Regions from separate parts of the Homo sapiens genome. Here regions 2, 3, 4, 5, 6 and 7 are each linked to region 1. The links are chromatin loops, found by intact Hi-C in ENCODE. Cell type or tissue: heart left ventricle. All regions are shown on one strand. Region 1 holds the start of LOC124904255 (a long non-coding RNA gene). Region 2 overlaps LDLRAD4 (low density lipoprotein receptor class A domain containing 4). Region 3 overlaps LDLRAD4 (low density lipoprotein receptor class A domain containing 4). Region 4 has its middle 23 kb from the start of MC5R. Region 5 overlaps LDLRAD4 (low density lipoprotein receptor class A domain containing 4). Region 6 overlaps LDLRAD4 (low density lipoprotein receptor class A domain containing 4). Region 7 overlaps LDLRAD4 (low density lipoprotein receptor class A domain containing 4).

Region 1 (4,000 bases):
CAGATAGACGCTGAGGTGTGGCGATGCTGCGTGTTGGGGCGAAACGCGCAGGAGAAGTCGTCCAGGCTCAGGGACAGAGCCCTTGCTCCGGGGCTGCTCATCGTAGATTCTGGTCCTGAGAATCTAGAGCGGGGCTCCCACTTCTCCAGGACCAGAATTACCCACATGAAGCTTCTCTTTCTCATTTCCTTCTATTTCTCATTTAAATTAAAGAGTACAAGGCATAGGATGAATCATATTGGATAAATTTCATTTAAATGTTATGCATGAGATCCAAGAAACAAAATTGTGTTCTCAAATTCACATTCAACTTGAGGTCACTTGGCCCTCAAATTCCCTTTTTCTCAACATTCGTTCATGTTTCCCTTTTCTATTTATGTCTCCTTAGATGACTGACTAGCAAACTTCTATGGACTAAGTATGGCCAGGGTATAATTGACATGAGACAGGCTGCAAGGATTGACAGTGAAAAATAATCTTTTTCACCTCTCACTCTTTGAAACCAATTTCAGTTGATTTCCACCCAATTTTAGTAATATTTATCTCAATATTGTTTACTCATCTATCCCAATACTAAGGTACCATTCATTCCAAAAAACCCTTTGAGCCCCTTGTGTCAGGCACTATTCTGTGTACTGGGGTCCAAGTTCTCCACCAACGGAGCAAAACAAAGTCTCCGCTCTGCTGCGCTTCAGTCTGGGCCCTTGGAATGAGCGAATGGTCAGGATGAAGCCGATGTAGAATCATGTTGCATTTTACAGAGAGCAAACTTACATCTAAGTACCTCGAACTCTTAGCATTGCTATAGGGAGAGTGTGTGTGTCTGGAAGGGTGTGGGAGGGAATAGCTGAAGTGGAAAACAAATACAGGGAGGACTGAGTAGGAAACACAGGGACAGGCCGGGCACGGTGGCTCACGCCTGTAATCCCAGCACTTTGGGAGGCCAAGGCGGGCGGATCACGAGGTCAGGAGATCGAGACCATCCTGGCTGACACGGTGAAACCCCGTCTCTATTAAAAATACAAAAAATTAGTTGGGCGTGGTGGCGGGCACCTGTAGTCCCAGCTACTCGGGAGGCTGAGGCAGGAGAATGGCATGAACCTGGGAGGCGGGGTTTGCAGTGAGCCGAGATCACGCCATTGCACTCCAGCTTGGGCGACAGAGCGAGACTCCGCCTCAAAAAACAAAACAAAACAAAACAAAAAAAAGAAAACACAGGGACAGGTTCCTCCCATATTTTCTAGAGATAGAAATACAGAGCCGCAGCAGTTTCTAGTTATAAATAAGATAAGAAAGGGCAACACGAGATTGAGATTCATCACAAATGGTAGAAATTGAGATTATGATTTTAAAATTCAGCCCTCAATTTAAGGCGGTTAAGTTAGACACAGAGAAATTATGTGCAAGTGAAATAGAAGGCATTGCTTTGTGGTTTTGGAAAAACTTTTCTTCTTCATTGTCCATGGGGCGTTTAGATGGAAAAAGTCATTTCTTTTTCTACCTAAAGAGGGCAAGAGCACAGTTTCTCCAACCCCAAAGCATGTGAGTTTTGCATTTGTGGACATTAAATATAAACTAAGTATATGCTTGTCAGATTAGGATAACCTGTGTGAAGCACTTATCAGCTTATTGCTCATTTAAAAAAGTTTACCCAGGCAGCCAGGTTCAAAGTTCCCCTGCTACAAGCTTCTCAGTTAGACCAGGACCTGGGCATTCCCAGCTGGAGCGGGCTCATTGCCGGGCACAGGGCAGATGCTGGCTGGTTTGCGGGCTGAGCTGAAGAACTGTCAGCGCTGCTGTAGGTAGGTGGCAGTATGGCATGCTGGTTCAGCTCCCAGCTTTCTATGCAGCTAGTTAGGGATGTAAAACCATCTCTTTGTGGTCTGAGGACAAATTACTAAATCCTTCTAGCCTCAACTTCGTCATGTGTAAAATGGAGAAGTAATAGCTCCCAGTTATTGTGAGGACTCAATCAGACAATCCATGTAAAGCGCTTAGCACAGAAGCGCTCCATGAATGGTAGTTATTATTACATCACATATGAGCACTGATCAAAGGCTAGCGGCAATTACCACCATAGCTGAGAGCTGAGGGCTTAAGGGAAACTGAATTCAGCCAACATTTCACTAACTAAAAAGTCACTGACAAATTAGACAAAACGTAGGTTTCAAAAGATTCATTTCTCTGACATTACGGAAATATGAACTGGACAACTTTTTGGGGGGTGTGTGGGGACAGTTGAAAATGTTCACTCCTTTAATCAGCTGCATCTATCTTAAACCCAGCCTGAAACCCCTGCTTAGTGTAGTATTTTGATATGTCTGCAGGGGGGTTAATTTTGGCAGAGGCGAACTAATTTTGGTGACTGCAATAAAATTGGGTTAAAATGCTCATATGCTCTGGCAGTAACCAATCCCCCATCAAACATGGTAGGGGTGGCTGGAGGCAATGCGTGTACTTCTGAACAAAGTCTGCACTCAGGTGGAGGTCAAGTCCGAAATGGTCTTCACAGGAGGTGTAGGTCCTTCAAGGAGAAAGGGTCACAGCGCGAAGAATCCATCTGACCTTCTAGGCAGGAGCCATTTCCTTTAAAGAGGGCAGGATACTAAGGGGGCGACCAGGTGGGGTCCGGGGGCGCCTCAAGCTCCTCAAGGCTCGCCGAGCACTGCTCCGTCCTACTAAGTGTCCTGCCGCCCGACTGCACGTCTCTAGGCGGCTGCCCGAGGTCCCGCGGCCCGTGGTGCACACGCAGCCCGCGAGGTACTCTGTGCTGGAACGCGCCCCCAGCCTCCCGAAACCGCCCCCGGCCTGCGGGCAGCGAGCCGGCTCCTCCGGGCGCCCCTGCAGCGTACTCTGCGCTCGGCTTGGAGTTCCCCGTGCGGCCGGCGGTGGGCGCGCGCCACGCGGGCCCGAGCCCTGGGCGGGAGTGCGGCCCCGGGTCCCGCGGCCTCGGCGCCCGCGCGCCTCCCCCACTGCCCACCCCCGGCCTCCGGGCCCGCCCCCCGCAGGGGTCGGCGCAGCCTGTGAGCCGGGGACCCCTGAGCCCCCGCCACGGCGGCCCCGGTACCCGCGGCCTGGCCGCGCGCCGGGTCCCCACCGCGGAGTGGGAAGGAGGAGGAGAGACTGGAGGAGTTGGAGACAGACACAGCCGCGGCGCGCAGTCACGGCTGGAGACAGACGGCGGCGACGGCGGCGGGAGGCGGGACACTCCCCCCTCCGGCGACTGGAGGCGGGACACCTCCCCGGCGGCCGCAGCGCCGCGTCCCCTCTCTCCCCGCGCTGAGGCTGCGGACCGGGCCCGGCGGGATTAGCAGGCGAGTGCGTTGGCCCTGCCCGCTCCGCGCGCCGCCGCGGCCGGCCGGGGATCCCCTGCAAGCCACTGAGCCGCTGCCGCCGCTGCAGCCAGACAGGCTGCGGGTGCCTGGGAAAGTGGAAGCAGGGCGGGGAGCGCGGGGGAGGCCCGGGGGTGAGGTCCTCAGCTCTTAAAGAACCCCGGCGCGCCGCGCTCCCCGCCGGCCCGCCGCGCGCCCCCTGCCGCGCCCCGCACAGCGCCCCTCCCCCTGGCCAGCAGGGCCGGTGGCCGCGGAGCCGCACTGCGGGCAGTCCCCGCCTCCGCTCCGGGGGGGCGGCCCAGGTGAGTGCGGACCCGAGGTGGCCGCAGTGGTCGGGGCTTCTGGCCCAAGTTCACCGCTGCGCTCCGGAGGGAGGGGTGGCGGGGGACTCGGGAACCGGACGCTTTGGGAACTGGACGTCCGCGAGCCTGCGCCGTCGGCTGGGGCCGGAGGGAGAAGCTGGGCGCCGAGCGCGCGAGGTCTGTGAGGCTTGGTCCGGGTGGGCTTGCCGGTGGGCACGGCGGGGATCCGGGGCTGGCCCGCGGGCGGGGTTACGCCGGTGGAGGGACTTCGCCGACCCCCACCCCGTTTTCTGTTTCCTGGTGCCCTGGGGCGCAGGGTGTCCCGCGGTTGCAAGACTGAATTCTGCACCGCCCGGAGGCCAGGAT
Region 2 (4,000 bases), 220 kb after region 1:
TGCTGAAAGACGTCCAGGTGATCCCAATATGCAGCTAAGAGGAGGGCCTTTCTCCTAGGGTTATCAGTTTGTTTGAAATATCACAATAATCTCGTGATTAGAGGACCTGAATGCACTGGGCTTTTGGGTGGCACAGTGTGCTGGGGACAGCCTGTCCGGAGTTGGGATGGAGGTGGAAGCCTGCCTCTGTCAACACCAGTTTTGTTAAGTTGGACAGATATTTACTGTGCTCTGCAGTTCTCATTCCAGCTTTAGCATTAATTCTTAGCACTTAATCACATTACAGCAATTTTCTAGTATTTTCTATATCACATCAAGAAGCCAATAAATTAAAATTCTCAATCTGGTCATTCTGATTCCAGTGGCCATGTGATGGAAAGACCTTACTCTGATATTGGGCTAATGACTCACTGCTGAGATTTAGATTTTATAAATTTGATTTTTTTTAATTTTTAATTTTTTAGAGACTGGATCTTGCTCTGTCACCTGGGCTTGGGAGCAGTAGCATGATCATAGCTCACTGCAGCCTGGAACTTCTGGGCACAAACGATCCTCTTGCCTTAGCTTCCTGAGTAGCTGGGAGTACAGGAGTGTGCCACTGCACTTGGCTAATTTTTAAACTTTTTTGTAGAGACAGGGTCTCGCTTTGTTGCCCAGGCTGCTCTAGAACTCCTGGACTCAAATGATCCTCCTGCCTCTGCCTCCCAAGTGTGGAGAGTGTAGGTATGAGTCACTGTACCCAGCTGAATTTGAAATTTAATAGGTTGATGTTGTTTCCGTTATCTAAGAAGTAAGAGCCAAGCACATTAGTAGCACAAGCCTTGTTAGTGTTTCCTGAGTAAGGTTGAGCCTACTTAAGACAACAAGTGATTTGGGGAACTTTGTTATGCATGGGGCCATGCCCATTACAAGTGAGTCTCTCACATTCCTTAAAGTGGATTTGGAAACTGAGGCAGTGCTATGAGATGAGGCAAAATGGAATAAAATGGGAAGAATAATATCTGCTCTAATTATTTCACAGGGTTCTTATGAGGCTCAGATCAAATTATTCATTTATTCAACAAATGTGTGATTCACCGAGTGCCTGTCACAGGCTGGGCGGCCCTCTAGATTATGAAGGAGATAAAGAAGGGAAATGTTTGGCCTTGGAAGGAGCAGCAAATTAGTCACTGCTCATATTTTTAAAATAGTTCATGTCATAAGCTCTTTGAAGAGGGCTAGCTCATTCACTTCCGAGTTTCCATGTCTCAGTACCTAGCACAGAACATAGAAGCGGCTAATATATTGGTTATATGAACGAATGAATGAGCCACAGAATTCATTTCCTTGCAAGCATGTCGTGTCTCCCCCCAACAAGTTAAAATTAGTGAAGTGTGGATGTGGTTTCATTTCTTGGGTAGTTTAATGTTCCACACCAACTTGAATATGGTAGTCTAACCTTGGATCCTTTCAAACCACAGCAATGGTGAACTTTTTAGTTAAGAGTTTGATTCAATTCAGATTAGTATTCCTTTTTCCCAATCACTGTTTTAGCAACACAGGGAGTACCTGTTTTCGGTTAATGCGCTTTTCATGTTTGGTATAAATCCATAGTCCAATATTTCTTTTGGAAAGGAAGATAAATTTTTCCCTTGACATCCCTTTTTTCCATTAAGTTAAAAAAATGTTACTTAGTAAATGTGATTTCAAACAGCTGGGTTTTAATCTTTCCACCTTATGGAAAGAGAGCGTTTGGCTCCAGCAGCACCCCCACCACGTGGCCCAGCCTCACTCTGCACACAGATTTTCTAACCTGGATGGCGCCGCTAGCGAGGCGCTTGTGGGTGTGCATTTGGGCTGTGTTCACATGTTATTCTAAACTAGGTCAGCAGCTCGGCTGGTTTCTTTTTCTATACTCTTTTAGGAGAATGTGAACAAATGGAGGATTATAATACGCTTTTTATACAGGTTCACAAAAATACTTTGAGGACTCTTAAGTTGTGTTTCTTTACAACAGGTGAAGGTTATTGTCTTGCGGGCCACAGTTCGCCGCTGAGAGGCAGGCTGGGCTCTCATGGGGTAGCCCCACACATGGTTAGCATCGCTGGAAGAGGCCTTGGTGTGCCGATGCCCAGCCTTTTATTTGAATGATTGAAAATCTGAGTTGAAAGGACCTTGGACTTGATCCAGGCCTGCCACCCTTATTCCAGACAGACAGAACCAAGGCCTGGAAAAAGGAAGAGGCTGTGACAGTCAGTGGCGGTGAGGAACCCGGGACTCCTCCAGAGACTCTGTCTTCCCGCTGTGTACTGAGTGGGCCGTGCTGTGTGAATCCTGCCAGCTTCTGTGGTTTCCTAGGGCCAAGCCCACACTCAGAATGCAGGATGACAGTCACTGTAAGATGTAATGGACCTTTCTGTGCTCAAGTGTATATAATTGTGTAACTTCCTTTATTCTTCATTGCTTAAATGGATAGTAATGTGTTAAGTGTGCAAATTTATTTTAAAGTCCTACAAAACTGAATTCCATTTTCAAATATTGATTCGTACAGACTTTAGGGAGCCTGTGTTCAGTGTGGCCTATAAGGATTTGGGTATGGGACCTGCCCTATTTTTATAGTTCACCAGCATGGCCCTTTAGCAGAAAGCACACATGATTTTCCCATGTTTTACATTGTAAATTCACTGCTACCCATGCCTGGTATTATGCCTGATTTTTCTTAGGCATGAGAGGAATGAACATCAGAGAGGTGAAATATGTTGTCCAGATTCTCACCACAGGACAGTGGCAAGTGGGAGATAAAATGTCTGAGTGTTCTTTTGTTAAGCCAGCGCTCCTGAGTTCTGATGGCCCCTGCCACGGCTGGCTGCACGGGCTCCCCCATTCTCGGAAGTGTGGAGAACTGCCAAGGATGTTTTCAAACCGAATAATAGAGCCCCACAGCTATGACTTTTGCAGAGCAGGTTGTGGAAAGAAAGAGAGCACCTGTGCTACTGTGTGGGCAGTGCCGTAGAGTGAGGCGTGCAAGGTGGGCCTCGGTGCCCCTGTGGAGTGCAGGAGGGCACCATCCTGTGTGTTTCAGACGAGGAAGGTCCTTACCCAGATGGCCCTTCTCTGAGTTTAGTGTCCTGGGCTCTCCAGATAGTCTGAGCTCCCAAACAATCATGGCATGCAAATGGGGGAAAGAAAAACCAACGACAGTCACAGCTCAAGAGCACCAAGCTTGCATTGACTGCTCCATGCTTTATATTGTACTTTTTCAGAGTGCAAATTCACCTGCACCAGTGGTAAATGCTTGTATCTTGGTTCGCTGGTCTGTAACCAACAGAACGACTGTGGGGACAACAGTGACGAAGAGAACTGTCTCCTGGTGACCGAGCACCCGCCTCCGGGCATCTTCAACTGTAAGTCTCTCCTCCCACCTGGGTGGCACTGTCTGATGTGGTTCTGAAACGGTTAGGAGGTGGGGTCACTGGGACATGGGAAGGAGGTTGTTTTCTGGTTAAGGAAAGAGATTTGCATTTTCACAAAGGAAATGTTTTCTTCTTTTAGGATAGAGGGACAGCATGTTCAAAAGTCAGAAATTTGTTCTGTTCTCTAAAGTGGTCAGCGGAGCTGTTTTGAAATAGGCTTTTGCTGTTTGTCTGAGCAATGCCTGGATTCCAGGAAATCATGTATTGATTTAGTATTCTTCATACCAACATTACTACTTCAGAAGTAATTTTAAATAAGCAAAGAAAGATATGTGGAAGGTACATAATTAATCATGCAACTGAAATATGAAAGTAGAAAAATTTACATGGGATCCTTGAAGGTTCTGATCATGTGTTTTTCTATTAGATACTGGATGGAAACAGCTTGAGTGAGGTTTTGACATGTGTGAATCCCCAAGGCTGAGGCTTTGAGCATTTCTTGAATTTGAAGAAGTGGAGTCAGAGTTTGAAGTTCGTTGGTTTTCGATCTCATGGTTTTTGTGACAAGGAAAGAGAAAGAAGGCAGCTTTGAAAGCCCGCTGAACTTC
Region 3 (4,000 bases), 310 kb after region 1:
TAGATTCTGCAGTAACACCCGTGGTTCCCATTGCACACCCCACTGGCTCCTGCATAGCAGCGTTCCCCCAACTGTAGGATACATGACTCCCAGGGGGTTCCAGGAAGATGCAGATTCTGATTCTGATGTTGGGAGTGAGGCCTGGGCATCTGCCTCTCTCACAAGCTCCCAGTGATGCCCCTGCTGTTGGTCTGTGGCCCACGCTTTGGGTAGCGAGAGCTTAGATCCTCGGCCGTGGTTCTAGCTTCCCAATGCTTTGGATCACAGGAGGCCAGAGACACTGGCCCAACTGATGTCAGAATGATGGGAAGTCGAAATAGCAGCATCTACTTGAAACCCTTGCTTAGAAAGTACAGAGATTAAAGATGTGTAGGGAGAACCTGGTTAAGGAGCTCACTGTCTGATTCTGGCTCTGAGCAAACCAGAGCTTGCCCCCAGCCACCCCCTCATTTGGCAGTCCTGGGCCCCCAGTTGCCCGGCACTGGCCAAAGGCCCATGTACCATAGTGGTGACCTTTCAGAACTAGCTACTTGGGAGATTCAGGTTCTCTCTTTGATGTATTCCTCCCACATTCCAAAGGGAAAGGTATTCTCCGAAGATGGCCTTTGATGATACAAATGGTGGTGATGACTGTAAGCTACCTGGAACACTGATGCCTGTTAAAAGGAGGTCATCCACAAGTAGAAAATGAAAAAATGCATATGGAGACCTTGGCAACCTCAAAGGCAGGCTGTCGCGGTGCAAGACTTTTAGAAAGCCCTGTAGGAAGCTGGAATGCCACAGAGCTCACAGAACTAGACCCAAGTAAATAATACATGCCTTTAGGATGGGATCTATCAAGTGACTTTGTGAAGTGTGGTTTTCATAGTCATGTGGACATGGCAAGAAACAAAGGTTGAGCTGCTAACCCCTCCAGTGTGAAAAACACTGAAAAGAAAATATAACTTTTGGATCAATAGCGATCCTATCCTTTCTCTGAATGTTGGCAGGACATTTAAATAATGTGTGCACAGAAGACAGCGTTCTGATGTCCTTAAACTTGTGTTTCATCCACATAGGCTGTCCACAGAGTGTGTCCTCTTGTTACGCTGTTACTGCTTTAGAGACTTCCATGGCACCATCCCACCGAGGTGGAAGAGGTTCCGTTTTGAAGCACTGTCATCCTCAGATAATGTTTGCTTTCATGAAAAATGATGTGTTTATCTCTGTAGTCGGAAGCTTTCTCTTTTGAAATATCTCAGATAATTTGAGGTGACTAGGTGGTATTTCAGGGTGAGTTTCATCCTCAAATATGTGTCCTTAGAGGCCAAGTTAAAGGAAAAAAAACACTGCCCGATCATAAAATTCACATTTGAGTCAAAAGAATTAAATTTGCCCCCTACCTGTGCTTCCAGCCATGTGTCTCCAGACTCCTTGATGGATGATTTGTGGAGTCACCGACCTGCTGCTGTAAAAACCATAAACCTCAATAAAGTGATGTGGAAATGTAGTGTACAGCTGCAGACTTTTAAAAGTAAGAAGAGGAAGGAACACATGTTCGTCTTCCTCCCCCAGAAGAAAAACAACATTGGATTCTAAAAGATGGCCTCCTCCTTTTTGCTCCCACTGAATGCCACAGCTGTTAATGGACAGTCTTAGAGGAGATGATGGGGTCATCAGTCTGTTTCTGGAGCATTCCGAGGCTTTAGATAGGGAGCAGCATGATTCTAGCAGTGCTGCGTGTTCTTGGGCAGCGTGTCCTTCTAGTAGGAGTCCAAAAACATCCTGGCCAAAATGAAATGATTTCCAGCAATATCTGCAGTGAAAGCAAATTGACCCAAGGATAATCTGTCTCCCAGCAGAGAGAGGCGGCAGGGTGGGGTCCGCTGGCTCAGCGAGGCACCCTGGACTCTCTGCCCACTGAGTGAGTGCTCTCGTGCCCTGGCACGATAAAACATGGGTTCTTTGTTACAGCTTGGTGACGTGTGTGACATGCAGGGACCCTGCCAGGGCCCAGGGTGGACCCCCAGAGTGAGAGCTGTGGCTCCTGCTGCCTGGAAGCCTGCCCTCGAGCCAGGAGGAAGGGGATGGGGGCATGAGAACCATAGCATTTGGTGAGCAGCCCCCGCAGATGTCCCAGGGTCATGGTGGTGTGGGCTGGGGGTGGGGTGGGGGGTGGTCCTGGGCAGCGAAACTTCATTTGGAAGGACTATATTCTAAACACTTCCAAACCAAAAGTCTGGATTTAGAGTAAAGTTAAGCTGCCTCTTAACACAGTGGTTCTCCTTCGTTTCATCTGCTGACCACACTGTGCCACCTGCAGGCTGGTCCGCTTGCTGGCTGTTCCTGCACTCTACAAAACTAGAAGTTGCTATTCCTTAACCCTGGGGCCTGCCTTGGGCTCAGGACCAGCCCAGTCCTGGAGGCAGCCAAGGGTCCACAAAGGTCACATGGGCACTGGGTGGCACCAGTTCCAACTCAAGATTAAGTCACATGCTTGATGTTCCTTTAATACAAAGTCTGTTAAGTACGGAGACAGATGTGTGACTGTCCTACTTGTGGAATCAGTCTTACGGCTTAATAATCACACTTTGGCCGTGCGCACTGTGTGATTATAGAATCACATCTATAATCTCAGCACTTTGGGAGGCAAATGCAGGAGGACTGCTTGACCCCAGGAGTTTGAGACCAGCCTGGGCAACATAGTGAGACCCCATATCTAAAAAAAAAAAAAAAAATAGGTAGCCTCCCAGCTACTCAGGAGGCCAAGGCAAGAGGATCACTTTAGGCCAGGAGTTCAAGGCTCCAGTGAGATATGACCGCACCACTGCACGCTAGCTTAGGTGACAGAGCAAGACTCCATCTTTTTTTTTTTTTTTTTTTTAAAGAAATCACACTTTGTGATAACAATGTCATGGGGAGAGGTTGTCTGGCTCTGGTCTGAGGTAGGAGGAAGGCACAATTCCTGGTGCTCAGAGATCTGCTCTTTGGGCTGGAACCCTGATGGGCCTCCTTTAGTAGGAAATGGAGATGGAGAGAAAGCGCTGCATCTTTCTCCTTAGAGAACTCTGGGGTTGTGCTGGCCTCAGAGACAGTGGAGGGGGTGAGGGTCCTCTGAGGGCGGGAGCGGCCATATGCAGGAGGCTGCGCTGAGGATGCAGGGTGGCTGGTGGCCCTGCTGGGGGGCGGCCTGGCCCTCTGGAGACAGAGCTTCCCATGCCAGTGGCTGTTTGTGCTGTGTGGAGTGTGATTTTCACACTGACCCCCCACCACCCCCAATGTAGGCAGAGTGTGGTCCCCTGCCTGGTGGTCATGTTACTTTGGAGGATAAAGAGTAGGAACCCTGGTCCATGCAGGGTGATGGGCAGTGAGAGATGGGAGCAGGGCTGGGGACAGCCGATGCAGCCTCAGAGCTGCAGAGGCAGCTGCCGGGCTGTTAAAGTCACCCGGAGGGATGCACCCCGCCGTGCATGCGGTGGACGGCTCCTGCAATTGCCTTCAGAGGGTAAGAGCGATTGGGAGGGGCAGCGAAGCAGCCGACTTCTGGAGTATGTATTATTCCTCCCTCTGAGAAATACGTGACTATACATTCAAGATTGCGGCTGAAACTTCGGTGGTAGTATTCGGCCTGGATGACCTGTGGCATTAAACTGATGCTTATAAAGTAGATGTGCTAGTTACTAGGATTTGGTGATCTGAGTTTATTTCCAAACAGGTCAGGCCCAGATACAAGCGACCGCGTAGTTGGGAGAAGAGCAATGCTGGAACAGTGGGTCCCTGTCTTCCACATTTTCCTAAAGTGGGAGGGAGGCGGAGGAGTGGGATAGCTTTTGATTGAGGGCATTGACATTTGTCTAAGGAATTAAACAACTGGGCAGCTAGATGACCTCAGTAACCAGTCTCGTCTCAGCCCCAGCCTTTTGATGCTCATCATCTTGTCTGGTTTTATAAACAGGGAGATGAATCCACCTTCATCGGACTTGGCAGGACAGAGGCATGTTCATCTGTGTAATCAGGTTTA
Region 4 (4,000 bases), 580 kb after region 1:
CACTGCAGCCCAGGCTGCTCGCCTCGCACAGCACAACCTCTGTGGTGCAGCAGACCTGCTCCAGGTCTTCCCTGAAGCGGATGGAGGCTAGACTTCTCCCAAACCACAGGGGTGCTGAGCTGCCTTGCATGCTCGCCTGCTCCTCTCACTCCCACAGGGAGTTCTGATGAGAACCTCCCTCTTCAGGCACTCACCTGAGCAACCCCATCCCAGGCTCTGCGTCTAGGGAGCCCCGACCTAAGGCCGTCATGGTCTCACAACGCTGCTTCACTGTTTTGCATCTGCCCCACTTGGCATCCCCTCCACCATTGTCTCATCCAGGCCGCACTCATTCACCGAGCCCAGAGGTGCAAATAGAAATAGAACGCAAGCCACATTCACCATTGAACATTTTCTAGCAGCCACCTTTAAAAAGTAAAAAGAGGCCAGGCGCGGTGGCTCATGCCTGTAATCCCAGCACTTTCGGATGCTGAGGTGGGAAGATCACTTGAGTTCAGGAGTTTCACACCAGCCTGGCAACATACTGAGACCTCATCTCTTTTTTTTTTAATTAAAAAAAAAATAAGAAGAGTCAGGTGAATTTAGGAATGTATTTTATTTATCCCAATATATCCAAAAATAGTATACTTTTAACATGTATTCAATATAAGAATTATTATTGAGATATGTCACATTCTTTTATTCATTCCAAGGCTTTAAAATCCAGTGTGTGTTTTACAGCACATACAATTTGAATGCTAAATTCTCAAAGAAAATGCTCGATCTTTATTTAGATTTCATAACATCTACAATTGTAAAAAATGAATTCACATACTCAAGTTGTTCCAACCATACATACGTTTTCCAATCACTGAATTGAGTATCAATGTTAAAATTTAAGTTAATTAAGGTGAAATAAAATTAAGAATTTAGCGTCTCAATTGCTGCATTTCAGGTGCTAAATGACCACATGCAGCTGCCAGCTACTCTGCTGGCAGTGCAGATGTACGCTATGAAAGCAGCTTAGAGTTGGTGTCCACTCTGGGTGCAACTCTCCCAGTCGGCCCGCCGCACTGCAGTCACTTTGCCATGCTAACATGCACATTACACAGGAAAAATCAGTAATGTTGATACTGTCTTCATTTCAAATTTTGATATTATGTTCATCATGAACTTTTTACATTAATTTTGATTTTTAAAAAATATTGGATTACAGTATTATTTATCTCGATTATGGAGGTTTTGGGCATTCTCTTACATTTTGTGCCTGGGGTGAGTTTCTCATTTGCCTGGCCCTAGTCCTGGCCCTGTGTACTGATTGCCTGTGTGCACAGTGGGTCAGATTGCAGGTTCCTAAGGATTGGTGGGCTCTCCCTCCCTAAAGTCACTCCTCACCATCTAGGAACAGGAGCCTCGCACTTCCCTGCCTTCAGTCATGCTGTTTACTTAGTCTGAGAGTCACCTTTCTATTTTCTTTAACTAGCTATTTCCTACTCAGTCTGCAAACCTCCTCTCTGGGGGCAGGTTCTGGTGTTGCCTGGTTTTGTGCAGTTTTTTGCGCAGCCTTCACCTTCGCTGGCCATGCAGGGCGGGCCACGGCTGGGCTAGATGCAGTACTCTCTGCTCTGTCCAGTTCAGATACCGGGAGGCGTCGCCTGGAGCCCCTTCCAGCTGGGTCCCCGCTGGAGGCCCCGGCAGGCGATGCGGAGGCAGCCGGAGAGAGGCTGGGTGCTGCCCGTGGCCACTCCCTGCGCTGGTGCAGCCTTGGTTCTGGTGGAGCGCTAGCGCCCCCGGGCCCGCAGGTGTCGGGACGGGAATGCTTCCCGCTGAGGCCGGTTTCTGCGGCCTCAGCGCGCTCCGCCTCCGCTCTGGATAGTCCCTGCCTCTTCAGTTGCGCCTTTTGAGCAGAACCCCGCCTTATGCTGAGATTTTGCCCAGTACGTTAGACGTGGGCTGGTTTCCCTCTCCGAATCCTGTAGTCATTCTTACTTCTCTTTTGCTACATTCTGGGTTATGTGATTTTCATTCTGGGCTTCTCTCTTTCTGCTTCGTTTCGCTGTAAACGGCCTGAGGACAAAGCAGGTCTCCCTGACGTTTGCGCCCCTCGGGAAACCCAGCCCCTAGCTGTGCACGGGAGCCCAGTGAGCGCTGAAATCGACACATTCATGGAGAAAGGCAGTTATAGAAAGTGTCTTAACTCATGGCTACCTGCGACTTCTTGTAGAACGTCTATGAAACAGGTATTCTGAAATTATTCCCAAGATGAGGAGGTTTTAATATTAGGAAACATTTTCTAAATATTACTCCATTCTTATTCACTCTGGAAATAGCCTCTCCTTAATCTCTATTTTCTGAAAATAGAAATTCATGTCAAGATGCTACATTATTGAACTGATGTAGCCATAGTCTTTTACTCCACAGAAGACTTACAAGTTCAACTGGAGAAGGGCATGCCATTTTAACTTCCATCCACCAGACAAGAACTATTTATATACATGGAGGTTGCTGCCCTTAACTTCTTCGAGATATGTGACATTCCATTTAAAAAGAGATTGTTCAGGCCAAGCGCAGTGGCTCAAGCCTGTAATCCCAACCTTTTGAGAGGCCAAGGTGGGCAGATCACCTGAGGTCAGGAGTTTGAGACCAGCCTGACCAACATGGTGAAACCCCGTCTCTACTAAAAATACAAAAAATTAGCCTGGTGTAGTGGTGCACACCTGTTATCCCAGCTACTTGGGAGGCTGAGGCAGGAGAATTGCTGGAAACCGGGAGGCGGAGGTTCCAGTGAGCCGAGATTGCGCCACTGCACTCCAGCCTGGGCAACAAAGAGTGAAACTCCGTCTCAATAAATAAATAAATAAATAAATAAATAAATAAATAAATAAAAAAAATAAATAAATAAAATAAAACAAAAATAGGTTGTTCAGAGTAGCAGAAACTGAAAAGAATTGAAGGAGAAAAGCTAGGTCCAAAGTTTAGATTCCCAGTGCATCTCATTTGAATTTTTCTTTATTAAAAATTGCTTGTTTTTTCACATGCCGCTTTGGAGCGGGTTTTGTAGAATCCTGGGACCACCACTTTCTAGCCATGTGACCTTGGGCATTACTGAATCCCACCAAACCTCAGCTTCTCCATCTAAAAATGGGGATAATCATACCTTCCTTTTATATATTAGAAGATACTTAGCTGGCATCTAGCAGGTACTCAATATATATTCTCACACTGTAGTGTACCTAAGAACAGATCATTAAAAGCTGACATTCCTAGGCCTCTTCCTTCTGAGGTTCTGGGCTAGCCTGTGGGTGCTCTGGCATATGTATTTGTCACAAGCCCCTTAGGTAACTCTTATGCAGGTGGTGTATAGACTGCACTTCAGGAGATGCTTCTGCAGAGCTCATCTTCTTGGGATGATAAATGCATCACGAGGAGTCCTGGACCTCCATGGCCTGCTCAGGATGTGTGTATGCAACATGGTCTTACAACACTCGAGCTCAAACTCTCCCAGCCACTTAGAGTCCAGCTGCCTTGATGTCCACTCCTCTCTTGGCTGTACACAGATGGTTGGAAACTGGATCCTAGGTCTCCTAGGCCTCCAAGTCCTTGTAGCCTTCAGTAGAGATTAAAAGCCCTGTAGAGAGAACCCATTGGCCATCCTGCATCGTGAGCTACTCTCCCCTGGAAGGAGAAGGAGCATCTGCTCCTTTATTTATTTATTGAGACGGAGTTTCACTCTTTGTTGCCCAGGCTGGAGTGCAGTGGCGCAATCTCGGCTCACTGGAACCTCCGCCTCCCGGTTTCCAGCAATTCTCCTGCCTCAGCCTCCCAAGTAGCTGGGATAACAGGTGTGCACCACTACGCCAGGCTAATTTTTTGTATTTTTAGTAGAGACGGGGTTTCACCATGTTGGTCAGGCTGGTCTCAAAATCCCCAGGTGGGGATTCCTCCTCTTCTCATTTACATCAGATTGTTCTTCAAAAACTGGATCGAGGTCCGCACTCTCCACTGTTAGAGTAAAACCCTG
Region 5 (4,000 bases), 160 kb after region 1:
TACCTTGTACATTTTCATTTAGACTGGATTTTAAAGCTACCTTAGTTATTTTTTATAATAAATTCCAGAGTTTTCCAAAATTCTCTCATTTCTTTTAAAATGACACGTGTACAGTTCCATTCTTCTTTGATAATATGTCTACATTTATAAATATTTTCTAAATATTTCACATATTTCCACCATGCAAACGTGTGGAAATGTGTGAAATATTTAGAAAAAATGTGTACGTTTGATCCTCAACCACGTGGAATTTGCTTTTACCTTTTAGAGAAATCACACTTGGAGGTGATGTCATGTGTCCCTGATAATTACACGTAAATGTTGGCTGTTTTGTTACCTTCTGACCCACATAGGTCGTCTCTTGGGATAGCACAGGTAGCAGAGGATGCTGCAGAGGCCAGAGCCCTCCCAGCCCTGACCCCACACAGGCTCCTATGGAGGCCGGAGCCCTCTCAGCCCTGACCCCACACAGTCTCCTGTGGAGGCCAGAGCTGGGTCATGGACTGCAGGCTGCCGATGGGAGCAAGCTCTCATGCAGGAGTGGCTGTCTGTCCATTGTTGGTCTGTGGAGAAGGTTCTAGAGCCAAAGAACCTGGAGTCTAGAATCTCACTAATTAGATGTGGTCCCCAGCAGCATCAGCATCCCCTGGGAGCTGGTTGGAAATGCAGCCTCTTGGGCCCTGCCCCGGACCTGCTGAACCGAATCTGCAGTCACCACATCCCCGGAATTTGCAGGCACCTTAATCTCAGGAAGCTCTGGTCTGGATCTTCGCTTTCCCAGAACAGCCGTGCATCAGAATCACCTTTGGAGCTGATGAGACACTGCAGAGTCCTGCCCCAGCCCCGACAGATAGTGATTCAATTGGTCTGGGGTGATTCTGCCACCCAGCCAGGAGTGGGACCCGTGCTCTGAAATGGTCATCCCTGTTGGCTGAGGGGCGATTGAGAAGGCCAGCACCTGCTAGGTGTGTGTCTGGAAGTCTGCAGCAGCTTCAATTACACAGCCCAGCTGCTGGGAGCCTCATCTTTAGGACTCTATCCCCAAGTGGACATCTTATTCCTAAAGAGCACCCCAGGCCCTGGACCTGTGTGTAGGTGCCGTCTGCAGCCCCATGACGGGGATGGAGATTTGCAGGCGTCTAGCCACCCAGCCTCCACTCCCTTCCCTTCCTGTTCCCATGGAAACAGATTGCGGGAACACTGGGCATGGTGCTATCTTTACCCGGTTTTTGGCGATCTGAGGTCTGTTTCCATGGGAACTAGAAGGGAAGGGGACGGTAGTGGAGCAGCTAGACTGCTTTTAGATTTTGATGGCAGCCTCTGTGCTCACTGTAAAACCTGCTTTGCCCAAGTTTACCTCTAGGCCAGGGGTCCGTGCAGCTCTGAATGCAGCCAGGACTCATCTGGAGGAGAGGCCGGTGGAAAAGGAGGAGAAAAGGAGGAGGTCTGAAAATATCCTTGAAAATGCCAGTCATTCCCTTTTCCTCCAGGAAGCCATTTTTAGGTGTTGGTATAAGTTATTTAAATGCCATCTTTAGTTATTATTTCTTGTATGGTTTTATTGAACATAATAACATGTTTTTATTCAAAGGAAGTGAGGAGATGAGTCATTTCGATAGGAGTGATGTCTCCGACGTGGGGAATCCCTGTGGCTCGGCAGTGCGAGTGAGTCACAGCTGGCTCTGTGTGTTGGGCTGGAAATGAGGGCCTGCTGGGTCAGGGCAGGGCCGAAGCTGAGTGAGATGGGGAGGCTTGGGTTGGTGGTAAGGACAAAGTAAAGTGATGCTGACCTATTTAAGTATTTGAAGATGAAAAGCTAAATTCTAATCTAAGCAGGCCCTGGCCTGAGTGAATGCTCTGAGTGTTCAGTTATGGAGTGGAGTTTACTGGGGCAATCATGGTGCTCTGCTTTTCCCTCCCTTCCCTCTGTACAGTCAGGGAACAGCACCCTCTTCCTCCCTGCCAGGGAGCCTGCACCTGGTGGGAGGCCTTCTCCTCCTCGTTTCCTCCCGCCCGCCAGCGCCTTGCTCTTCAACACTGGTCTTGTCCACCGGCGTATGTGTGTTTCCCGATTTCAAGTGTATTTGTTAATTATCTAGTTTTTAAGTAAAAATAGAGGGTAGTTTTGGTGATTGCCTGGGGTATTGGGGATATTTGGGGAGCAGTGGCCCAGATTATCTTGGTGAAAGTGGCAGCAGCTTACTTTCCTTGGAGGAGTGAAATCAAGTCCTCGTTCTTGCCGTTTGAGGGAACTGTGTTCACTTCATCAGACTCTGGGAGGGAGGGTAGGCACGAGGTTGCTGTCTGTTGCGGGAAAGCTGCCCCTCCCTGCCTGTCCTCCCAGGCTGTGCGGGCACTGGCCTCTGTCTGAAGAAATGTGCTTAGGTCTCCATGCAGAGTAGGGGTTGGAATAAATCGATTCCTACTTGTCAACTCCAGTGGGGAAGGGAATAAATAAGGGCCAGATTCTGAGAGGGAAAAAGAAAAATCTAAAGAAGACATGACTTTCCGTGCAGAGGAAGTTGGCGGTCAGGCTGGCGCGGCCCACGGTCGCTTAGATCATGAAAGGCCTCTCAGAGCCTGTGCATCCCCATGAACAGCGGCGTCAGCTGCCAAGCATGGCAGTTATATTCCCTCTTGCCAGCGGCATCCTGTGGTTTTCTCTGGTGGATCCCAGGAATTCTCCTGCCTGGATCTGACGGTGGACATATAAGACAGACAGATCCTTTCAGCATCAGGTATACACAGGGGCTTCTTCTGCGGGTGAGGGCACAGCTCAGGATGAGACGGCTCCTGCAGTTGCCGATCAGTGCCTCTGAAGCCCAGCAAACTCAGCACACCCTCGGCGTCCGGTGCTGTGGAAGACTGCTCTATCACACGCGGTTCCAGAGGGGCCAGTTCTGTCTTCCAGGAGGGCACGTATCTTTACCGCTGCCTGGGCTGCCTGGCGGGATACATGGTACCTGTCTGTGGTGCTTTCCCCATGAATAACCCTCACTTGCTTTTCCTGTGTGAGAGCACACGCACGGGCCTTCGTTACCAAGGCAGTGGAAATTGGTCTAATGAACTCTTTCTGCCTGGCCGGAGGCCTCCAGAACACAGCGGTGGGGTTTGTGGCCCCATTAGTTAGAGACCAGGCAGCCTTCCCCTGGGTTCTCTGCCCTCTGTGACAGCTGCTCCTGGGGACAGATGCACTTTCACATCCTGCCTCGCCTGGCCTTGCAGGAAGTCAGGAAGCTCTCTCAGTGCTCCCTGAAGGTGCATCGAGTCGGGACTACCCGTCAGAAGGCTTAGTGTGCCGGGCCCCGCAGGTGGCATTTGATGTGTGTCACACCCAAGAGCTCCTCTGTCACACTCTTGGGTCTGCTCACTGCCGGTAACATCAACGCCAGAGCCATCCTCTGACAGCACTGTTTTGCATTCTGTCCTTCAGACATCGGCTGAAATATGCATCTCCTTGGATTTCTGTGGCCAGATTAAGTTATTTCACCAACATGAACTGACTAGGCTGCGTCACGTCTGTTTCCATAACTTGGTCTGCCTCAATGATGGTTTTGCTGCTTGAATTGCAAGTCATTCTTGGAAAGGCTGGTCTAGAGGTTATCTTTTTTTAGCTCTTAGATGAGTGCCCGTGCCTTCTCCCAGGTGGTTGTACAACCCATGACTTTCCTAGGGTGGCACGCGATTAACTGCAAATAATTTCTTCTTCTGGTTCCCTTAAGTGGGAGAAATAGCAGAGTGGTTGAACCGAAGTTTAAGTTCTAAGAGGATATCAGATGGGCCTGTATCTGTTTCTCCTCTTCAGGCAATAGAAACCGCTTCCTCTCTCCAGAGGAAAGTGGGACTTCCCCTACCTTTTGTCATAATGGACATACTCAGGCAGTGAGGAGTCATCATTCCGCCAGAGCACAAACTGCTGGCCAGTCCCAAGAGCTTCGCGAGCGTGACCCGCCATTGAGCCTACATTAAGTTGCATGGAGCAATAGGCAGAGCCTCGCAG
Region 6 (4,000 bases), 250 kb after region 1:
AGGCTCCCTCCCTGTCCCCCAGTTCTCCTTTTCTCTATTCCCTTCCTGTACCTCTTTTGGAGGCCATGCTGCCTGCCCACCCGCCTCCCTGGAGGTGTGCAGCCCCCTGAGCCTGGGGTTCAGAAGAGCAAACCCACCGGCATCCCAGGGCACCTGCCTGACGAAGGGAACAGGATGCCTTCTCTGCATTCCCTTCGTTGCCCTAAGTTAACACTATAGCTCCATTCTGTTATTTTTGTGCTCAAACAGGCTTAAAAACAGTTGTTAACACATATTCTCATCTCCCAAATTGTCATTTTTTTGAGATGGCAAGGAATACATCACGCCTTTGGATGGCTTTAATTTACATCATCTAGTGTTCACCTCATTCACACGATTCTGATACTTATTTCTAATTCTGAGTAACTAACGGCAGGTGACAGGGCAGTCACCCAACAGCGTATAGCACCTTGGGGCTTCACAGAAAGAGCCCTGCATGAGGACCTGTGTGTCACCCACACTTCAGGCCAGCTTGACAGCCACCCCCGCCTTTAGGGAGCTGCAGCAGCTAAGAAACATGTACTGCAGAATAAGAGAAAAGGACCCAAGATTGCTTTTTAAAAATGTGTTTCTTAACTTGTTCTTTGGCATAATTTCTGCATTAATGGATAGTACTTCTCAGCCTTTCATGAAATTTCTGCCTCTTATATGTGGAGAAAACAGAGGCTGTTTTAAATTATAAAGGAAAGCTTTAATCTAGTCCAAGAAACTGGGGGAAATAGACTTCTTTTCTCGCTTTCAGCCCCATTTCCCTACCTAATGTTAAATATGGCTATTTCTCCCAATTTAGAGGGTTTTCTTTGTAGAATATGAATGAGCTATTTACTGGGTAACAAAAAGACAAGCCTTTCAAGTACAAATGGAGCTTTGGAGATCTCTCAATTTGAAAGACTAATCTCTGCATAAACACAACTGTTTCTCCATATTGCTGGGAACACTCCATCTATCTGTTTGGCCACATTTTCTATTATGGTTTTTATAAAATGAAACGATGGCTAATAGCTCAGCAGAGAAGTATTTGGGCACAGTAGCAATAGGGATGTGTTTACATTGCTTTAAACTGTGTTGTGAGCAAAGAATAGTAATTTTCTATAGAAATTGCTCTAATCTGATCAGTAGAATTAGGCATTGCATATTTTCATTTCTGTACCTTTATCGGAGCTTATGTCAACTAATAATCTCATTTAGATACTTGGGTTTTTCATATTAAATATCTGGTTATACCTGCTATATCTTTCAGCCTCAAAACTCTTAGATCAGGTCTTCCTTTTTCTTTACACAAGTGGATAGCAGATGTGACAATACCACTGTCTGCCACAGGGAATAATTTGAGGGGCCACCGTGTGTCTAGAACCTTCCACAGGGAAGTGCACCTGAATGTGGAAAGATGGTGCCATTGCTCTTAGAAATGCCCTTTAGGGCTGACAGAGCCTGACTTTTTTTTTTTTTTTTTTCACATCGCTGTAGATGGGGCTTTTGAAACCCTCCTTCCCTTCAGCCCCCACCCCCACCCCCACCCCAAGGTTTTAGGACAAAATGGGATGAGTGAATTCATGGCTTGACAGACTGAACAGAAAAATGAGGCTCCGTGCTCCATATTCATGTGCATCTGCCCCTCATGGTGACATGCTAATTGGTTGGCCGGTGCACAAGACAAGGAAGTGCAGGTTTCCTGTTGCTCACACAGTGCTTCCTGTCTGCTGTGGCAGGAGCCGGGAGGAAGGGAGCGAGCCAAGAGGGGTGCTGCCCACCGGAAACGATGGCGCGAGGCCGCAGAGCTAAATGGGGGCCTCTCCAGGGAGTGCTCTGTTCACGGCTCCATCGCTGTTAGTAAGTATCTTGTGATTTCGGAATTTAAATGAGGTTGTGTTTAACCTGCATAACATCTGGCTTTTAAAATCTGACTTTATTTTCCTTTTATTTCTGTGCATCGGCTCAGGCACACTTAGTGGTTGCTTAGGTGTTGAAGTCAGGTTACCAAACAGCACGCCCTCTCTTTATTCTCAGGCTGCGTGTTTCATTGATTCTGAAGGTCAGATGGCTGTGTTCAAGTTCTGTTAGTATATTGGTGTCAGAAATGAAAAGATGATGTAACCCTTTATAACTTCTTAAAGGCTCATATCATGTCAGGAAATTAACCTGTAGGAGTTATGGACAAATGCCCATCCTGATGATTTTCAGCCATGAAAATGAGTAAAGGGGAGATGGGCATACGAAAGGCTGCATGTGTTGAGCATTTGATTTTGGAGGAGGATGCATTTGTTGTTTGATGGAGTCTACGACCTTGCCCTCATTCCAAAGGGCAGCCTTTGGCCCTGGGCATGCCCTCATTGGCTCACAACACCTACAAACCATACAACATTTGGCATCAGGGTTGTATCTGTTGGTGGAGGACACAACGCCAAAAGGAAATGGGATTTCCTGGTTAGGCCTGCGGCTTGGCAGATGATTGTTATGGGAAAGACACTGAGTCTGTTTAGGCAATTTCTTCCTCTTTACTAATAAAGTGTTCCTATTTTGAAAGCAATGCTGAGTTGTGGACATGTGTATAAACCGTAATGCTGTAAGTTAGGCCTCTCTTGTCTAGAATCTCAGCCTCTTCATACTCTCTCCCCCTTTTTTGCCATATTATTTTCCTTATCACTAACTATATATTTTACCTGTCTCACTTACTATCTGTCTCTCCTCTCAGAGTGTTACTCCAGGAGGGCAGAGATAACTGTTTAGTCCAGGCTGTGCCTTCGGTGCTCAAAATAATGCCTGGGTGCAAAATAAATATATCTTGAATGAAATAATGAAGTAATCTTTAAAATGGTGCTCCGAGCATAATTTTCATATAGTAACACATAGTTTGCAATTAGTTGTCTCTTTCAGGGATAATGGAATTGTTCAACATAAGAAAATCAGGCCTGGGCACGGTGGCTCAGGCCTGTAATCCCAGCACTTTGGGAGGCTGAGGTGGGCAGATCATTTGAACCCAGGAGTTCAAGACTAACCTGGGCAACATGGCAAAAGCCTGTTTCTACAAAAAATACAAAATTAGCTGGGGGTGGTGGCGGGTCCCTTTGGTCCCAGCTACTTGGGAGGCTGAGGTGGGAGGATCACCTGAGCCTAAGAGGTTGAGGCTGCAGTGAGCTGTGATCATGCCAGTGCACTCCAGCCTGGGTCACAGAGTGAGACCTTGTTTCACCAAAAAAAAAAAAAAAAGGAAAATCAAACAATATAATATACCACATTTATAGAATGAAAGAAAAAAAATGAGATCTTCTCAATAGACACAGAAAAGGCATTTGACAAACTCTTAACCTTCTTTGATTATAAAAACACACAAAAACCTAGAAATAGAAGGAACTTCTTCAACAAGATAAAAGGCATGTCCTCGTCCAGCTGGGTGCCTCTAACAAAATACCATATACGAGGTGGCCTGTAAACAACAGAGGTTTATTTCTCATTGTTCTGGAGGTCGGAAGTCTGAGATCGGGGCACCACCAGATTCTGTGTCTGGTGGGGGCCTGTTTCCTGGTTCATAGATGGAACATTCTTGTTATATCTTCACATGGTGGAAGGGGCCAGCCAGCTCTCTGGGATCTCTTTTATAAGGACACTAATCCCATTTATGAGGGCTCCGCCCTCATGACCTAATCACCTCCTGAAGGCTCCACTTCCTAATATCCTCACATTGGTAATTAGGTTTCAACATGTGAGTTGTAGTGGGGCACAAACATTCAGTCTATAGCAGGGTATTTATGAAAAACCTACTAATACCATACTCAGTGGTGAAAGCTTTAAACCCTAAGACAAGGAACAAGAGAGGATACCCACTTTTACCAATGCTGTTCAACATTGTACTCCAGGTTCTAGCCAGAGCAACTAGACAAGAAAAAGAAATAAAAGGCATCCAATTGCAAAGAAAAGAATGAAAACTATCCCTGTTCAAAAATGACATGATCTTATGTATAGA
Region 7 (4,000 bases), 240 kb after region 1:
AGGATTTCAACATATGACTTTGGGGGTGGGGAGAGAGTACAAAAACTTTCAGAGCCTAGCAGTGCTTCCCATTTCTTAGGACAGTTCTCCTTCCACTAGACCCTGTCCTCACACCAACTTGTCAGGTTAGGCAGTGTCAGGGTGGCAGGAGGAAATCACCCGGAAGGACCCTCCCTTGCAGAGTAGGCAGCCTATGGTGAACGTGGCGTGTGCCCCTGAGAGTAGGGACTGGGCCTAGCTAGGAAGGCTGTCAGAGGGGCAGGTCCCCAGTAGCTGTGCCTTTGGGATTATGTAAAAAAGGGTTTGGAGGAATCCACATGAAAGCCACAGCAGGAGATGAATAGGGAGGGAAGTCAGAGTGTGCCCGGCACAGCAGGGTCCCAGTGTGGTGTCCCCAGTTTTGGGGTTCACGGTGGCAGCGGCGGCTCCTGGCCACCCTCCTTGCAGCGCTTGGAGGATGCAGCGGGTGCAGACTGGGTGCCGTGGAGGGGGGCGAGGAGGAGTCTGGGGCTATCTCCTGGCAGAGGGATAGCTCAGCAAAGGTGGTGGGTGCACTAGAGAGAGAGGAGGACCCCTGTGAGCAAGTCTCTGCGAGGGTAGGATCGAGCCTAGAGAGTGGAGATGTGGACGGAAGAACTCCAGTGCACAGGAGGAGACTCTTCTGAAGCTGGAAAGGAGGAAGGCGGGAGTCCTTGCTCCTGGGCAGAGCTGCTGCTATGAGTCAGCCTGGGGCTGGGGAGTTGGAAAAATACCGACATAGGAGGGATCTGCAGTCCTGACAGTCAGCATCTTGGTCATGCTCTGCAGTGTTCAAAAGAGCTTTCTGCGTGTATGAACTTCTCTCCACAATTCCACCAGGTCGCGTGTTTACTAATTGCTAAGTGCTTTACTTGAGTCATCTCATTTAATTGTTAGAACAACCATATGTGATAAGAACTCATCGGACCCCTCCTTAGGATTAAGGAGGTCAGTGGCAATGAGTCCAGCCTCAGCCTGAGGGGTGACCCCCAGCGAGAACCTCCAGGAAGGCCAGAGGCAACGTCCTGGGGCAAGTGAGGGGGACCACGGGGGATGCTACATGGAATGCTGCTTTCCAAGTGCAAATGACCAGGGAGAGAAAGGGCACAGAGATGGGCTTGTGCTCTGCTCAGCATGGGGAGCACCGCAGGGGTGCACATGAGCGAGCGTGAGGTCACGGGATTTGCATCATGTGCAAATGAAATGCAGGAATCACAGGGACAGTCATCGTTTTAAAAGAAGCAGGACCCCGGTATCTTGCCCTTTGAAAACAGATGATGGTGGACTTTGTTTTGCATTGCTCCTGGTGTGCCTGTGGTTGCGTGCACGTGCTCGCGTTTTGGAAATGAGGAGGCCCGTGAACTGGTGTCCTGCTGTGTGTGAACTTGGGGTGTGAGGTTCGAAAGGAGCAGGACCCTTCATGATGTTTTTCTTGGAGGCCCAGCCCTGAAACTTGTTTGTGTCATACATGACAATGGATTTGTGCACTTTTTGTATCACAGGAATGAGTTAAAATCAAGAGTCAGCAGCTCCGCTACTCCGTAGTGACCTTGGTTTATTAACACCTCAAGCCTGGTTTTTCGCAGCTGCCGGCAAGGAAGGCAGGTTTGATCCCTGGAGTCACTTGTGACGCAAAAAAAAAGCATTCTGAAATGGTGACTTGACCTCTGTTATTAACTTTAATGAGATAAATATTAGATGGAACATTTAGCCAAGAGAGGTGTTTCTTTGTAAATAGTGTTATTATTTTCAGGTGTCTGAGAGAGACGTTGATCAGGGCATGCGATGTCTTTGAGCCCCCGCTGAGATGAGAGCCCCAGCTCTGAGCAGTGCCCACCCATCCTCTGCAGGGCGCCCGGTGCTCCACCTGCCCTTCCCTCTGTTGCCCCTCATTACCTCCCAGCCCCGTCCCCAGTACTGCTGTGTAATCTGTTCAGTGGGGACAATAATGACGCAATGTGTGATCCAGAGTCTAGCACCTCGTGGCGCCTTGATGGAAATAGAAAGCTGTGATCACAGCATTAAAATATGCTAACAGGCTGCGGGAGCTAATGGGCGCCGTGTTCACACTGCAGATGTTCATTCCGGCGCTGCCGCCGACTGCGGGGACAGAGCCGGAGGCTGCGCCGTGCACACCCAGCTTCTCATGGTGGTTTTGTTTATTGCCGGGGTGTTCTCCAAAAGGGGCATCCTGCCTCCTTTATAAGGTGTGCTGTCTTTCTGGCTCTGCGATGATATAAGACCCCTTTTTGTCTGACTGTTAGATGCGCAAGCAGACTCAGTGTTCACGTGGAGGGAATGTTAGCAATGATAACAGGGTGCAGTCGTTTGATGAAAATAAATTGGATTTTATCCTGTTTGTGGTTAATGTTTATCTAGTTGGAGTTTCTGAGCACTAGAAAGGGGTTCCAAATGCATTGTCTAAATTTGTGAAAGAATTCCAGTATACCACATTTAAAGGGATGATTTAAGTGCATTATATTAAGTTGTGAATAATATGGAATTTTGAGTGTCTGGCTTGCAGTGCTGTCTTCCATTTGCTTCCTGGGTCGGCCTGGGAAATGACTCCATTCTCTTCATCATCTTTGCCCTTATTACTAGCCAGGCACCTCACTCCTTATTTTCGTGCTCTTACTTTGGGGAAATCCATCGGATGAAACATACACTCAGTGAGTAGACAAGGCAGCCAGAGGCTATCTGCTTACAGGTGGGTGGCTTTGTCCACGCTGAAGGATGCCTGTCTCTGCAGAGAGGGTAGCAGCAGGACATGCCTGGCCCGGGATGGCCATCCACCTGAGCCACAGGTCTGGGCACAGGCACAGATGAGCTGGGAAAGGGGCTGGCCTGGTCCAGAAGGTGCTGGAGGGCAGAGAGGCACTGTGTTGCTGTGACAGTCCCTGATGAATGGGGATGTGTGGGATGTCATGTTGCCTTTGGAGATCAGACCACTCCAAGCCCTCAGCAGCAGCCTTGGTCCTGATGTGTTCATTCATCAGGCATCCCACTTGGCTGCGCACAGTGCTGGATCACCTGCGGCGGGAGCAGGGCATGCGCCCTGGTGGGTGCTCAGTCCGCGTTTGTTGAGTGGATGATCACAACCCTGCAAACATGTCACTGAGCTAGGCAGTCCAAAGGGTGTCCCTCCAAGGGAGGCGAAGCTGGTGGATGCTGGACACCTGTATGTGCAGGAGCTGGGGGCTGGGGAGGGGGCATAGGTGCTGCCTGGGAGAGGCACCAGGTGTCCTGGCACCAGGACCAGGGATGTTCCTCAGGCTGGGCTGGCAGACAGGTCATTTTACCCAGTGGGCACTTAGGCAGGAGGCCTGGGGTTTCCAGGCTTTTTGGGGGCTTATGCAAATATTGCAGACCTGAAAAAAATTCTGCTTCCAAGATAGGCAGCGAAAACTGCCAAATTAAAATGCACACATTTAATTAAATGTTGACAAAACGTGATGGCTTGTCAAATAGTCACCTGCAATTCATTGTCTCAAGTGGGATGTGGTGCTTTTTCCTGGGTTTGATGTGACATCTATGAGGCCCGTAAAGGTCATGAGATGCCCTTGGGTAGCCATGGTGAGAAGAGGCTGGAGGCTGCAGGGGCACCTGCTCCTGCTGAGCAGGTAGAGGAGACACTAGGAGCAGCTCAGCATCCCCCCACAGCCTGGACGGCTCTGAGGGTGGGTCGTCATTCCCTCTGATGAGCTGGGCCGGATCACTTGAGATACAGGCAGAAGGTGGAGAGGGGGCCAAGTCATGTCCTCCCCGTGGCTGGGGCAGAGCTGTGCATCTGGCTTCCTCCTTCCACACAGCCCCAGGGAAGATATCCGGGGGCTTGGCAACCTCCCCTTCAGCTGCATTCAGCCCCACACCGGGTGCCATTTCTGGTGATCTAACATACAATTGAGCAACTCTTGGTGGTGCTAAGATAAATGGATGATAAATTGCAGTTGTATATTTTTAAGATTATGAAGAAAGCAAACAT

The links. A loop is a pair of places that touch in the nucleus more often than their neighbours do. Peaks named below come from ENCODE experiments on the same cell type or tissue, not always from the same donor. Only the 100,000 strongest peaks of a DNase experiment are listed, where the experiment ranks them.
Region 2: it touches region 1 in a loop (2.8-fold over the local background); 24 of 110 quality-filtered maps call a loop at or near these places.
Region 3: it touches region 1 in a loop (18-fold over the local background); 91 of 110 quality-filtered maps call a loop at or near these places.
Region 4: a loop joins it to region 1, with 4 times the contacts of the local background. A loop is called at or near these places in 22 of 110 quality-filtered maps.
Region 5: it touches region 1 in a loop (3.0-fold over the local background); 56 of 110 quality-filtered maps call a loop at or near these places.
Region 6: it touches region 1 in a loop (2.6-fold over the local background); 21 of 110 quality-filtered maps call a loop at or near these places.
Region 7: it touches region 1 in a loop (4-fold over the local background); 29 of 110 quality-filtered maps call a loop at or near these places.

The regions. Positions count from the first base shown.
Region 1 is chr18:13,214,461-13,218,460 of GRCh38, forward strand. It overlaps LOC124904255 (a long non-coding RNA gene), which reads right to left and starts at 2,812. Exons shown (of 2, transcript XR_007066300.1): 1 at 1,652-2,812. It also overlaps a transcript of LDLRAD4 not described here. RefSeq lists silencers at 2,791-2,840, 2,921-2,970, 3,091-3,460. In heart left ventricle, CTCF peaks have their summits at 1,802 and 2,830; DNase peaks (open chromatin) are centred at 1,761, 2,871, 3,261 and 3,750; H3K4me3 peaks cover 1,873 bases; H3K27ac peaks cover 1,857 bases.
Region 2 is chr18:13,435,002-13,439,001 of GRCh38, forward strand. It overlaps LDLRAD4 (low density lipoprotein receptor class A domain containing 4), which reads left to right. Exons shown (of 7, transcript NM_001378100.1): 4 at 3,243-3,383. Among named protein-coding and RNA genes, the nearest start is that of LDLRAD4-AS1, 9.5 kb to the left of the region's middle. In heart left ventricle, no CTCF peak of the experiment used is centred here; no DNase peak of the experiment used is centred here; H3K27ac peaks cover 1,697 bases.
Region 3 is chr18:13,528,745-13,532,744 of GRCh38, forward strand. The region is part of intron 4 of LDLRAD4 (low density lipoprotein receptor class A domain containing 4); the gene reads left to right. Among named protein-coding and RNA genes, the nearest start is that of LDLRAD4-AS3, 60 kb to the left of the region's middle. In heart left ventricle, a CTCF peak has its summit at 2,313 (motif pointing left); a DNase peak (open chromatin) is centred at 2,317.
Region 4 is chr18:13,799,380-13,803,379 of GRCh38, forward strand. No RefSeq gene overlaps it. Among named protein-coding and RNA genes, the nearest start is that of MC5R, 23 kb to the right of the region's middle. In heart left ventricle, a CTCF peak has its summit at 1,769; a DNase peak (open chromatin) is centred at 1,762; H3K4me3 peaks cover 673 bases.
Region 5 is chr18:13,373,813-13,377,812 of GRCh38, forward strand. All of the region lies in intron 2 of LDLRAD4 (low density lipoprotein receptor class A domain containing 4), which reads left to right. Among named protein-coding and RNA genes, the nearest start is that of LDLRAD4-AS1, 52 kb to the right of the region's middle. RefSeq lists enhancers at 1,306-2,505, 1,506-1,635 and a silencer at 3,738-4,000. In heart left ventricle, a CTCF peak has its summit at 1,967; a DNase peak (open chromatin) is centred at 1,689; H3K27ac peaks cover 1,596 bases.
Region 6 is chr18:13,463,243-13,467,242 of GRCh38, forward strand. The region is part of intron 4 of LDLRAD4 (low density lipoprotein receptor class A domain containing 4); the gene reads left to right. Among named protein-coding and RNA genes, the nearest start is that of MIR5190, 5.3 kb to the left of the region's middle. In heart left ventricle, no CTCF peak of the experiment used is centred here; a DNase peak (open chromatin) is centred at 1,779; H3K27ac peaks cover 1,601 bases.
Region 7 is chr18:13,451,880-13,455,879 of GRCh38, forward strand. The region is part of intron 4 of LDLRAD4 (low density lipoprotein receptor class A domain containing 4); the gene reads left to right. Among named protein-coding and RNA genes, the nearest start is that of MIR5190, 6.1 kb to the right of the region's middle. RefSeq lists enhancers at 3,073-3,716, 3,717-4,000. In heart left ventricle, no CTCF peak of the experiment used is centred here; a DNase peak (open chromatin) is centred at 2,093; H3K27ac peaks cover 2,982 bases.